Linked DNA regions of Homo sapiens: region 2 is linked to region 1. Evidence: chromatin loops called from intact Hi-C (ENCODE). Cell type or tissue: PC-3. All regions are shown on one strand. Each heading gives the region's core, and the rest is flanking DNA. Links, peaks and the distances in the headings are about the cores only.

Region 1 (5,385 bases), core at 200-5,199:
CCTGGTCCTCTCTAATAATTTAATGATAATATTTTTAATCTTTTATCTTTTTTTTTTTTGAGACAGTTTTGCTCTTGTTGCCCAGGCTGGAGTGCAGTGGCGCCATCTCGGCTCACTGCAACCTCCACCTCCCAGGTTCAAACGACTCTCTTGCCTCAGCCTCCCAAGTAGCTGGGATTACAGGCATCCACTCCCACACCCAGCTAATTTTTTGTATTTTTAATAGAGACAGGGTTTCGCCATGTTGGCCAGGCTGGTCTCAAACTCCTGACCTCAGGTGATCCACCTGCCTCGGCCTCCCAAAGTGCTGGGATTACAGGCGTGAACCACTGCGCCCAGCCTGATACTTTTAATCTTAATGATGTTCATGAAATCTTGATTGTCATTGCAATAATAGGAATTCTATGTGCACAGGTATTTTCTGGACCTAGAAAAGGAGACTTATAAAGTTATGGCTGGAAAAGCTAGGCTTTGATTCAGTAAAGAAATGCTACTCTAACATAAAATCTAGTGATGCCCCACAAACCTAAAGCAGGCAGGCTGCCAAAGTCTAATAAACTGGCTGAAATCAATTGGAACCCTAATTCACTTTTGCATAATTTCATTCTCCTTGCATATTTTCCAGTCAGGATCTGGAATTCTTCTCTTTTCTTCCAGTGCAGATGGAACTCCAGTGAGGGAGAGCTTTTCACTCTTCATTTTTGAATATAATCACATTTGTCCTGAAAGCTTGTGTGTCAGTCCTAGATATTGGTCTCTCCATGGTCAGGAGAAACCTGTGACCATTCACACACACACACACACACACACACACCACTACCTCTCTCCCCTAAAGGGAAATGCAGCATTTTGCCAGTGCAACACTAACTACAAAGTTTACAGTCCAAAAAGAAATCTTATCTTCTCTTCAATGCCATCTTGCCAGCCTTTCATTCTCATACCCCCGGCCTGAAGAACACTTCCATCTATCATACACCTATCTTGATGTTTGACTACACAGAGACCTCACACCTTGCTGCTATAAGGGAACTTTACAATCTGGCAAAATCCTCACCTGAAAGACAGGGAAACTGAGGGCCCCAGAAGTGACATGAGGCTACACAAGTTAGTTGTTAAACTTGGATTAGAACTAGTCTTCAGGATCCCGTTTCAGCCTACTTTCCATTACAAACTAGCAGTCAAGTTTCTACCCTCACATCACCAACTAGGTCTGTGGCCAGGAAGGGGAGGCTGGATAAAAAGTAATCCTTTAATTAATTAACTAAGTCAATTAGTTTTATTAAAATGTAGTTCTGAGGCAAAGTAAAAGTATTAACATATATATAAGGCAACTTCTTGAAAAGGCATACTGCATAAATATTTAATAAGAGAATTACCCTTAATTTTATCCCTAGATAGTAAAAGATACTCCTAATTCAGTCCAAAATGTTTCTAGTTTAGATTTGTAATGGTTATTCCGAAATATTCATTTAACAACATGATGGCAACAAAAACAAATTTTCCCATAAGAAGTTGAGATGATAACCTAATAACTTACAGGAAAGCAATTAATACTTTTTCCAATAGTACAATTATAACTAGCAGTATGTGAAGACAAACATTAAGTCACTTAGTAAGGAGCTCAAATGTTTGGAAAGGCTTATGTGCATAAGAAATTGCATGTGCATATTAATTGCAAATACACTCATTATTGGTTAAGAATCAAGACTGCATCCCAGGTCAGAAAAAAAAATACTGCAATTCACTGAAAGCAGGAGAAACAGCTGAAGGTATAGGCAATTTTCAAATCAGGATAAATCATGAAGGTATAAGCCATTAAGACAGGGTTCATACCGCACCAAACATTCTTTGCTCAAGATTTTTTTCTATTGCAAACATATCAGAAGAATAAAAGTCAAGTAGGGGAAGATCCCAGAGATTAGCTTCTCTGATAGGTGCAAATTCCTTTGGGTTTTTCCTAAAAATCCAGGCAAAAGACAGACAAGAGGGAAATACAAAAATTCATCATTCCTAACAAGGTTTCTCTCATCGCTGGACATAGTAGTCAATTCAACCAGTTCATTTCCGTTAAGCACTATTTCCCAACCTTTCCAGATATTTCATTCCTGCCTCTGAAATGTGAAGATGAAATAGTAGGTAGATAAAAGGCCGGACATAAGCAGACTCTTAACAGTAGGTTTAACAGTCTCTTTCTCTTTGGGTTCTGGGATTGTGGGTAATATTCTAAATTGTTTCCAATGAGAATATACCACCTCTATAATCAGAAAATGAGGCTATGAATATGGTTTATGAACTGTGAAACTACACAAATGTTACATTTTTATTTTTGCTGCTATTGACCATTTTAGAGTTCTCATTTTAACATAGCTCTTTTATCCTGGCAACACTGCTGAAGTTTGTCTGTAGAAAGAGACCCTGGCTGGCATAATTTATACATCCAAGTCTGCTTATTCCAAAAGTCTATTATTCTGCACGGGAAATGGTTCTTTTCCATTTATGGAAGAAGTTTTGTTTCTTTTTGTTTTGGTTGATTTTGTTATGTAAGGAGAGTTATCAACAAAAACAAGGAGAAGCCAAAGTGAATAAGCAAAAGTGTGGTCAGTAAATGTTCAAGAAGCCCAAGAGAAATCTGACATTTCCTACTCAACATGTCCTGTCCCTTTCTTTTCTCAGAAATGTTCTGAAATCCTCTACAAAGACATTACCACTAGAGCTCCCTTGGTTTAAAATATCCCAAGACTTCTCACAATTCTTCCTTAAGTCAAGTAAGTTCCTATGTTAACAGATTCATTTTCAGCAGAGGTAGAAGAAGAGCAAAAGGCATCTTTCTTTCCTGAATTACAATATATCCTGAGGCAAGGAAATCCAAAATGATATTTTACACTATCAGAAATATATAAAGCTATTGCTGTATTATAAATGAATAGAATCATTGTTCTAATCGGAGTTGATTCTTTTAATCTTGGGAGGATTTAATATCTCTAAATCCTTTCGAAAGAGTAATTCTTGAATGTAAGAAGTAACCAATTCATATTTTAAGTGTTATACTGCCCCCTTGTGTATCTTGTGTTTAGTGAAAAGGGAGCTCAGACAATACAGTAATTGTAATTCTCAGAAATACTTCAGTGGAATCTGAGTTTAGAACTAGAAACAGCCTCAAAAATCATTGAGACCAGCATGCTCATTTCACAGAAAAGAGAACTGAGTTCCTGAAAGATTACGTAACTTGTCCAAGACCGTACACTGCTAGTCAACAACAGAGCAAATACTGTTATATAGAACTTAAGCCTCAGAATGTTAATTTTTTTTTTAATTAAAACGGAGATGGCAGCCTGAAAGAAGAAAAAACAGTGAGGTGTTGGAATTAGGCAGATCAGGATTTGAATTTTAGGTCACCATTTTACAATCTCCACAAGCTTTAGTTACCCCATTCATAAAATGGGTTGAATAATAGCTATAGCAAAGTCCTTGAAAGGATTCCGTATGACAATGTTAATGGTCATCAAGCCCTTAGCATAAGTATCTGCAATATAGTAATAAACTAATTGGTAATACGACTATAAAAATACATAGAAAAAATTTTAAATGATTATAGCCTTTGAGATCTCTGAATAAAGGCATTCTAAAATAATGAAAATAATAATGAGTTTAAGGCACTTAAATCTAAATTCTTTAAAAACTGGCACAAAATAAAGCTTGAAAAAATAAACCTAGTTCTTCTAACTCCCGTGATTTTTCTATTATCATATTTACTATTTTTTAATACGAATAAATTTGCAACAGAACAATACATAAATCAAACACTGCATGAGAGATAAAGCAATGAACAGGACCCTTGGCTGAGGCTAGAGAAAAGCAACGCAGAACCTCAGTGCCACAGGGTCAAGTCGCCATTCCCACGCCTCCTCTGCTAAGGGCACTTCACCACTGGAATGTCAAGAGAACCAACCTGGAAAGGTGGAGGCAGAAATTTTCATGCTGACATTGCTAATACCTAATTAGTTACATCAACTTGGGCAGTTATTTCATCTCTGTTTCTCTTTCTTCATCTGTAAAATGAAATCACTCTCTACTTTACAAGGGCTTTTAGTGAGGTTGTATAATGAACGTTGAAAAAACACTATAAACACCAAAGTGCTTAATAAAGTAAGGTTAAATTTGTTATCTTAAACTTAGTTTAAAGCAATAATAAACATTAAGTCTGTCATCAAATTGGGGAAGACTTCAGAACAATCTTAGAAAGGTGAAAGCAGCTTAGATTATAGGATTCTGTTAAAGAGCACTCCACTCCCCCTGAAATCTCTCTGTTCCCTCTACAATTCCACAGGCCTCTGATAGAGATTACTCCAAAAATTCTGGCACCACATAAGTCTTTGGCTTTTAAATCAGTTTCACCCTGGGGTATCTTGACAGCAGGATTGACAGAGCTTATCCCTGACTGTATACCACAAAACAAACAGATACCAGCAGGGTAAAGGCAATTTGTCTTAGTTTGCCATGAAAATGACTAATATTGATTACTCTCTGATTCACAGCTGCAGTCCTCCACCCTGATAGTAACGGTTTAGTGCTGCAAACTCTTCTGTTCTGTTGTTATATGGGACATAATATATAGATAAGTCTGAAAGCCCTAAAGGACAGCAATAAAAGTGGGTGGACTTCTCTTCAATAAGTGTCTAAAGCAGGTGGCCACAAGCACCCTCTAACATCTCAATTTGGAAGGCCATGCTATGCTGGTAATAAGCATTGACTGGTGATCCACAAATATTAACTGAACAATTATATGGCCCTCACCCAAAATAATTACAAACATCAGAAAGGGATATTACTGGAGTTGACAGTGTGGTAGAAGAGGAAAGGCACTGGTACCAACTACCCTACGAAATAGAAAGAGATAACACTATTATAGTCGTTGAGGTGGGGCCCATTCCTTACAAGTGGAGATAGTAAGTGCAATGGGACTTCTTGGGTAATTATTCATAAACAAGTTAACTCAAGCTCTTGGTTCCATCCAACAATTATACCATATTTGCATCTAGAGTGCTAGAATAAAAGTCCTGTCAGAAACAAAATAAAAGATCCAACTACATAAATACAAGAGACAGCTTACCATGAAACACACTGTTGTCCACCAGAAAATGCCTGCGGTACTGCACACAGTTCCTTTTTTCCAAGTTCCAGTAACTCATTGTCAGAAGATTTCTGGCACAGCATCAAAACCAAATTGCCCTGTCAAGGGAAACAGAATGAGACAAAAATGAAGAAAACGGCAGCCACACGCTCACACTGGTAGCATAATGCCATCGGTTGCCCAGCATTACGGGGCAACATATACGGCATACAACTTCTCCACACATGGAGCTGGAATCCCCCAGGCCCTAAGAA
Region 2 (5,385 bases), core at 240-5,239, 160 kb after region 1:
TCTTTCCAACACAAACTAAGACATTTCTCTACAAACCTGGGAACACCACCCCCACCAGGCCCTCAGTGTCCCTCAGCAAATGTGGAACAAATGTCACTATCACTATGAAAACAAAACTGATACCGCATGGGACCTTCAGCCCATACTGTCATGAATAGCTGTTTTTGTTTTTTGTTTTTGTTTTTTTTGCATTTTCAACTCCCCTAACTCACTTCAGTTAATATCATTTCCCCTTTCTTTTGGAATACTGGTGTTCCCTGATTGATGTGTTTTGGGGAAGCTGGTGAAACTGCCAAATATAAAACCCTTCTGGTGGTCGCCATGATCCTTTCTTGCTTTTTTTTTTTTTCCTTGTCCCTTTATAGGTATCCTGTGTTTTCCAGTTGAAAGCTTGTGAAAATTCGCTTTATCCTTGAAGTTCAGAATTTTCACCAGGATGTATGAAGGTATGTATTGTATAATACATATATGTTTTTCTATTAATCTTGTTCAACATTTATTAGGTCTTTTTTAACAAAGTTTCAAATCTTTCTTGATTTTAGAGAAATTTTCCTTAATAATATCTTTGCTTTTTCATTTTTTCCTCTTCATTAATTCCCCCTAAAAGTCCTAGTAAACTTATATTTTGTTTACTGGAATTACCCCTTAAGCTTTTTCTCATAACTTTCCTTTTTCTTTTTACTCTATGTTCTTAGAAACTTCCAAACTAGGTCCTTCAAAAACAAATTGAAATTGCACAGTTAAAATTTCTGCATTTCAAAATACATAAGAGTTTTATCTCAAAAAACAAACAAACAACTATAAAAAAACTATGGCCGGGCGGTGGCTCACGCCTGTAATCCCAGCACTTTGGGAGGCCGAGGCGGGCGGATCACGAGGTCAGGAGATCGAGACCATCCCGGCTAAAACGGTGAAACCCCGTCTCTACTAAAAATACAAAAAATTAGCCGGGCGTAGTGGCGGGCGCCTGTAGTCCCAGCTACTTGGGAGGCTGAGGCAGGAGAATGGCGTGAACCCGGGAGGCGGAGCTTGCAGTGAGCTGAGATCCCGCCACTGCACTCCAGCCTGGGCGACAGAGCGAGACTCCGTCTCAAACAAACAAACAAACAAACTATTTGCATGGGGATTGGTGGTCATGGAGGCTTGAATTTAAAATGGCAGATTATCAAAGACTATTGAAGCTTGGTGATAGGTACACTAAGGGTTCATATGAGACCATTCTGTTTATTTTGTACATATTTAAAATTCTCCATAAAGGAAAATGAGAACAAAAACAACAACAAAAACCTCAAAACAGGCCGGGCATGGTGGCTCACGCCCGTAATTCCAGCATTTTGGGAGGGTGAGGTGGGTGGATCACCTGAGGTCAGGAGTTTGAGACCAGCCTGGCTAACATGGTGAAACCCCATCTCTACTAAAAATACAAAATTAGCTGGGCATGGTGGCGCATGCCTGTAAACTCAGATACTTAGGAGGCTGAGGCAGGAGAATTATTTTTATTTTTATTTTTTTGAGATGGGGTCTTGCTCTGTCACCCAGGCTGGAGTACAGTGGCGTGATCTTGGCTCACTGCACCTCCTCCACCTTCTGGGTTCAAGCGATTCTCCTGCCTCAGCCTCCTGAGTAGCTGGGATTACAGGTGCGTGCCACCACACCCGGCTAATATTTGCATTTGTAGTAGAGATGAGGTTTTATCATGTTGGCCAGGCTGGTCTCGAACTCCTGACCTCAGGTGATCCACCCACCTTGGCCTCCCAAAGTGCTGAGATTACAGGCATGAGCCACCATGTCCGGCCGGCAGGAGAATTATTGAACTCAGGAGACGGAGGTTGCAGTGAGCCGAGATCACGCCGTTGCACTCCAGCCTGGGCAACAAGAGCAATATTCCATCTCAAAAAACAAACAAACAAATTGGTTAACCACCGCTATTAATGCTGCTATTCAGTCTGTTTCAGAAACAAAACAAAACTGAAAGAGAGAATTTTACTGGAAGGATATTGATGGCCTCCCAGAATCAGTGGAAGGCCAGGACACCTGGCTTAGCAAAAACACAAAAATCAAGGTGACAATATATTAGGAATTACAGCAATAATCTTCAAGAACATTTTTCAAAAAACTACTCCACTGCCACGCCTGTGATGTCTTTGCTTCGTTTTTCTAGGCTCTGTTACAAAAATTAATACCACCATCTAGTGGACCCTTCATATACCTATGTCTGATTGTAGATTTCTTCTCTGGTTTTCCAGTCATTTCACTGAGATCTGAACTGTATCTTCTATATATTCCTGAGAATTTTAAAATTGTTTATTTTTGAGGTGGGAATCAGGTTTATTGAGGTATAATTTATATCCAGTAAAATTGGCCCTTTTTAGTGTACAGTTCTATGAGTTTGTTTTTTGTGTGTTTTTTGTTTTGTTTTGTTTTTGAGACAGAGTCTTGCTCTGTCACCCAGGTTGGAGTACAGTGGCGTGATCTTGGCTCACTGCAATCTTCACCTCCTGGGTTCAGGCAATTCTCCTGCCTCAGCCTCTTGAGTAGCTGGGATTACAGGCGCCTGCCACCACATCTGACAAATTTTGTATTTTTGGTAGAGACTGGATTTCACCATGTTAGCCAGACTGGTCTTGAACTCCTGACCTCAGGTGATCCACCCACCTTGGCCTCCCAAAGTGCTGGCATTACAGGTGTGACCCACGGCACCTGGCCTTTTGTTTTCTTTTGAGACAGAGTCTCGCTGTGTTGCCCAGGCTGGAGTACAGTGATGCAATCTTGGCTCACTGCAACTTCTGTCTCCCAGGTTCAAGCGAGTCTCCTGCCCCAATCTTCTGAGTAGCTGAGACTACAGGTGCATGACACCACACCTGGCTAATTTTTGTATTTTTAGTGGATATGGGGTTTCGCCATGTTGGCCAGGCTAGTCTTGAACTCCTGACCTCAAGTGATCTGCCTGCCTTGGCCCCCAAAGTGCTGGGATTACAGACGTGAGCGACCATGCCCGGCCCTATGAGGTTTTTGGGTGTTTTGTTTTGTTTTTTTAATTTCCATAGGTTTAGGCTAGGCACGGTGGTTCACGCCTGTAATCCCAGCACTTTGGGAGGCCGAGGCGTGTAGATCACTTGAGATCAGGAGTTCTAGACCAGCCTGGCCAACATGATGAAACCCCATCTCTACTAAAAATATAAACATTAGCCAAGCATGGTGGCGCACACCTGTAATCCCAGCTACTTGAGAGGCTTAGGCGGGAGGATTGCTTGAACCCGGGAGATGGAGGTTATAGTGAGCCAAGATCGCACCACTACACTCACAGCCTGGGCTACAGAGCAGGACTCAGTCTCAAAAAATATATATTTTTTTATAGGTTTTTGGGGGAATGAGTGGTGTTTGGTTACATGAATAAGATGTTTAGTGATAATTTCTGAGATTTTGGCGTACCCATCACCCGGTTCTATGAGTTTTAACAAATAGATAGTTATAGAACCACCACCACAATCAAGATATGGAATAGGTCCGTCAACTCCAAAAAGTACATACCCTTGTGCCCATCTGAAGTCAACCTCTCCACCCATTCCCCAACCTCTGGTAACCACCGATCTATTTTCTCTCCCTATAGCTTTGCTTTTTCCAAAATATCATGTAAATGGAATCATACAAAATGTAGCTTTTGAGTGTGTCTTCTTTCAGTCAGCATAATGCATTGAGATTCATTGATATCATTGTCCCGCATCCCCACCTCCTTCTTTTTTTCTCCCCAGTAATATTCCATTGTATGGATATGCCAGAGTGTATTTATCTACTGACCAGTTGAAGAACATTTGGATTGTTTCCCATTTTTTGTATGAGTAATGTCACTATAAACATTTGCATACAGGTTTTTGTGTAAACATATCTTTTCATCTCTCTTGGGCAAATACCTAGGAATAGGATTGTTAGGTCTTATTGATACCAGTGGGTTAGGGAGGTCCCCAAATGCTGGTGGGGCCTCAACCCCAACCAGTGTCCAGGCTCTTGACACCTTCCCAAGAAGCAATTCAAGGATTAGTTGGAAGATAATGAAAGTGAAACCGTCAGTGCAAGATTATAACTGAGACAGAGAAAGAGATCTAACCTGACCAACTCCATCTTGCCTCTGACCATCAAGCTGTCCTAGTTCATTCCTGGGCATGGGACAAACTAGCTTTAGGAAGAACTTAGTTTATAGTTTATAGTTTGAGGCACAGATGATAACAGCCTTTTCCCAAAACAAATCCCCTTCTTGCCTGGGGACTAGACTGCCTTTGTAGGACTAACATATTAGTCAAAAGATTATAAATTATGGTTTAGGAGTCATGCAGCTGGAGGCTACAAGATTCTGACACTCCCTAAATCGCTCCTGGGGATAAAAATCACTATTATAGGCTGGTGTGATGGCTTATGCCTGTAATCTCAGCACTTTCGGAGGCCGAGGTGGGCAAATCACCTGAGGTTGGGAGTTTGAGACCAGCCTGACCAACATGGAGAAACCCTGTCTCTACTAAAAATACAAAATTAGCCAAGTGTGGTGGCACATGCCTGTAACCCCAGCTACTTGAGAGGCTGAGGCAGGAGAATCACTTGAACCCAGGAAGCTGAGGTTGTGGTGAGCCGAGATGGCACCACTGCACTCCAGCCTGGGCAACAAGAGCGAAAGTCTGTCTCAAAAAAAAAAAAAAAAAAGAAAGAAAGAAAGAAAAGAAAGAAATCACTATTATAAAACCTAAGACCAGTGCTTGGGATATTTTGTAGACCCTGTCCTCGATGGATCAGCTGGCACCACCCAGATGGATAAACTGGCTCATCTGATCTTGTGGCCCCCATCCAGGAAGTGACTCAGTGTAAGAAGACAGCTTCAACTCCCTATGATTTCATCTCTGACCAATCAGCACTCTCGGCTCACTGGCTTCCTCCAACCCACCAATTTGTTCTTTTTTTTTTTGAGACCAAGTCTCACCTGTCGCCCAGGCTGGAGTGCAGTGGCGTGATCTCTGCTCACAGCAACCTCCGCCTCCTAGGTTCAAGCAATTCTCCTGCCCCAGCCTCCCGAGTAGCTGGGATTACAGGTGTGCGACTCCATGCCCGGCTAACTTTTGCATTTTTAGTAGAGACAGGGTTTCACCATGTTGGTCAGGCTGGTCTCAAACTTCTGACCTCGTGACCCACCCGCCTCGGCCTCCCAAAGTGCTGGGATTACAGGCATGGGCCACTGCGCCCAGCCAATTTGTTCTTAAAAACTCTGATCCCTGAATGCTTAGGGAGACTGATTTGAGCAGTAATAAAACTCTGGTCTCCCACACAGCCGGCTCTGTGTGAATTACTCTCTCTCTATGGCAATTCCCATCTTGATAGATTGGCTCTGTCTAGGCAGCGGGC

Evidence for each region. A loop is a pair of places that touch in the nucleus more often than their neighbours do. Peaks named below come from ENCODE experiments on the same cell type or tissue, not always from the same donor. Only the 100,000 strongest peaks of a DNase experiment are listed, where the experiment ranks them.
Region 2: it touches region 1 in a loop (7-fold over the local background); 4 of 110 quality-filtered maps call a loop at or near these places.

Annotation. Positions count from the first base shown.
Region 1 is chr3:155,699,036-155,704,420 of GRCh38, forward strand. PLCH1 (phospholipase C eta 1) reads right to left here. Exons shown (of 23, transcript NM_014996.4): 2 at 5,111-5,229. The coding sequence starts at 5,189. Among named protein-coding and RNA genes, the nearest start is that of PLCH1, 43 kb to the right of the region's middle. In PC-3, for the core only: a CTCF peak has its summit at 3,048 (motif pointing left); a DNase peak (open chromatin) is centred at 4,466.
Region 2 is chr3:155,857,887-155,863,271 of GRCh38, forward strand. LOC105374174 (a long non-coding RNA gene) reads left to right here. Exons shown (of 3, transcript XR_924607.4): 2 at 366-446; 3 at 4,762-5,385. Among named protein-coding and RNA genes, the nearest start is that of SLC33A1, 6.2 kb to the left of the region's middle. RefSeq lists enhancers at 92-191, 4,786-4,845. In PC-3, for the core only: a CTCF peak has its summit at 2,202 (motif pointing left); a DNase peak (open chromatin) is centred at 4,855.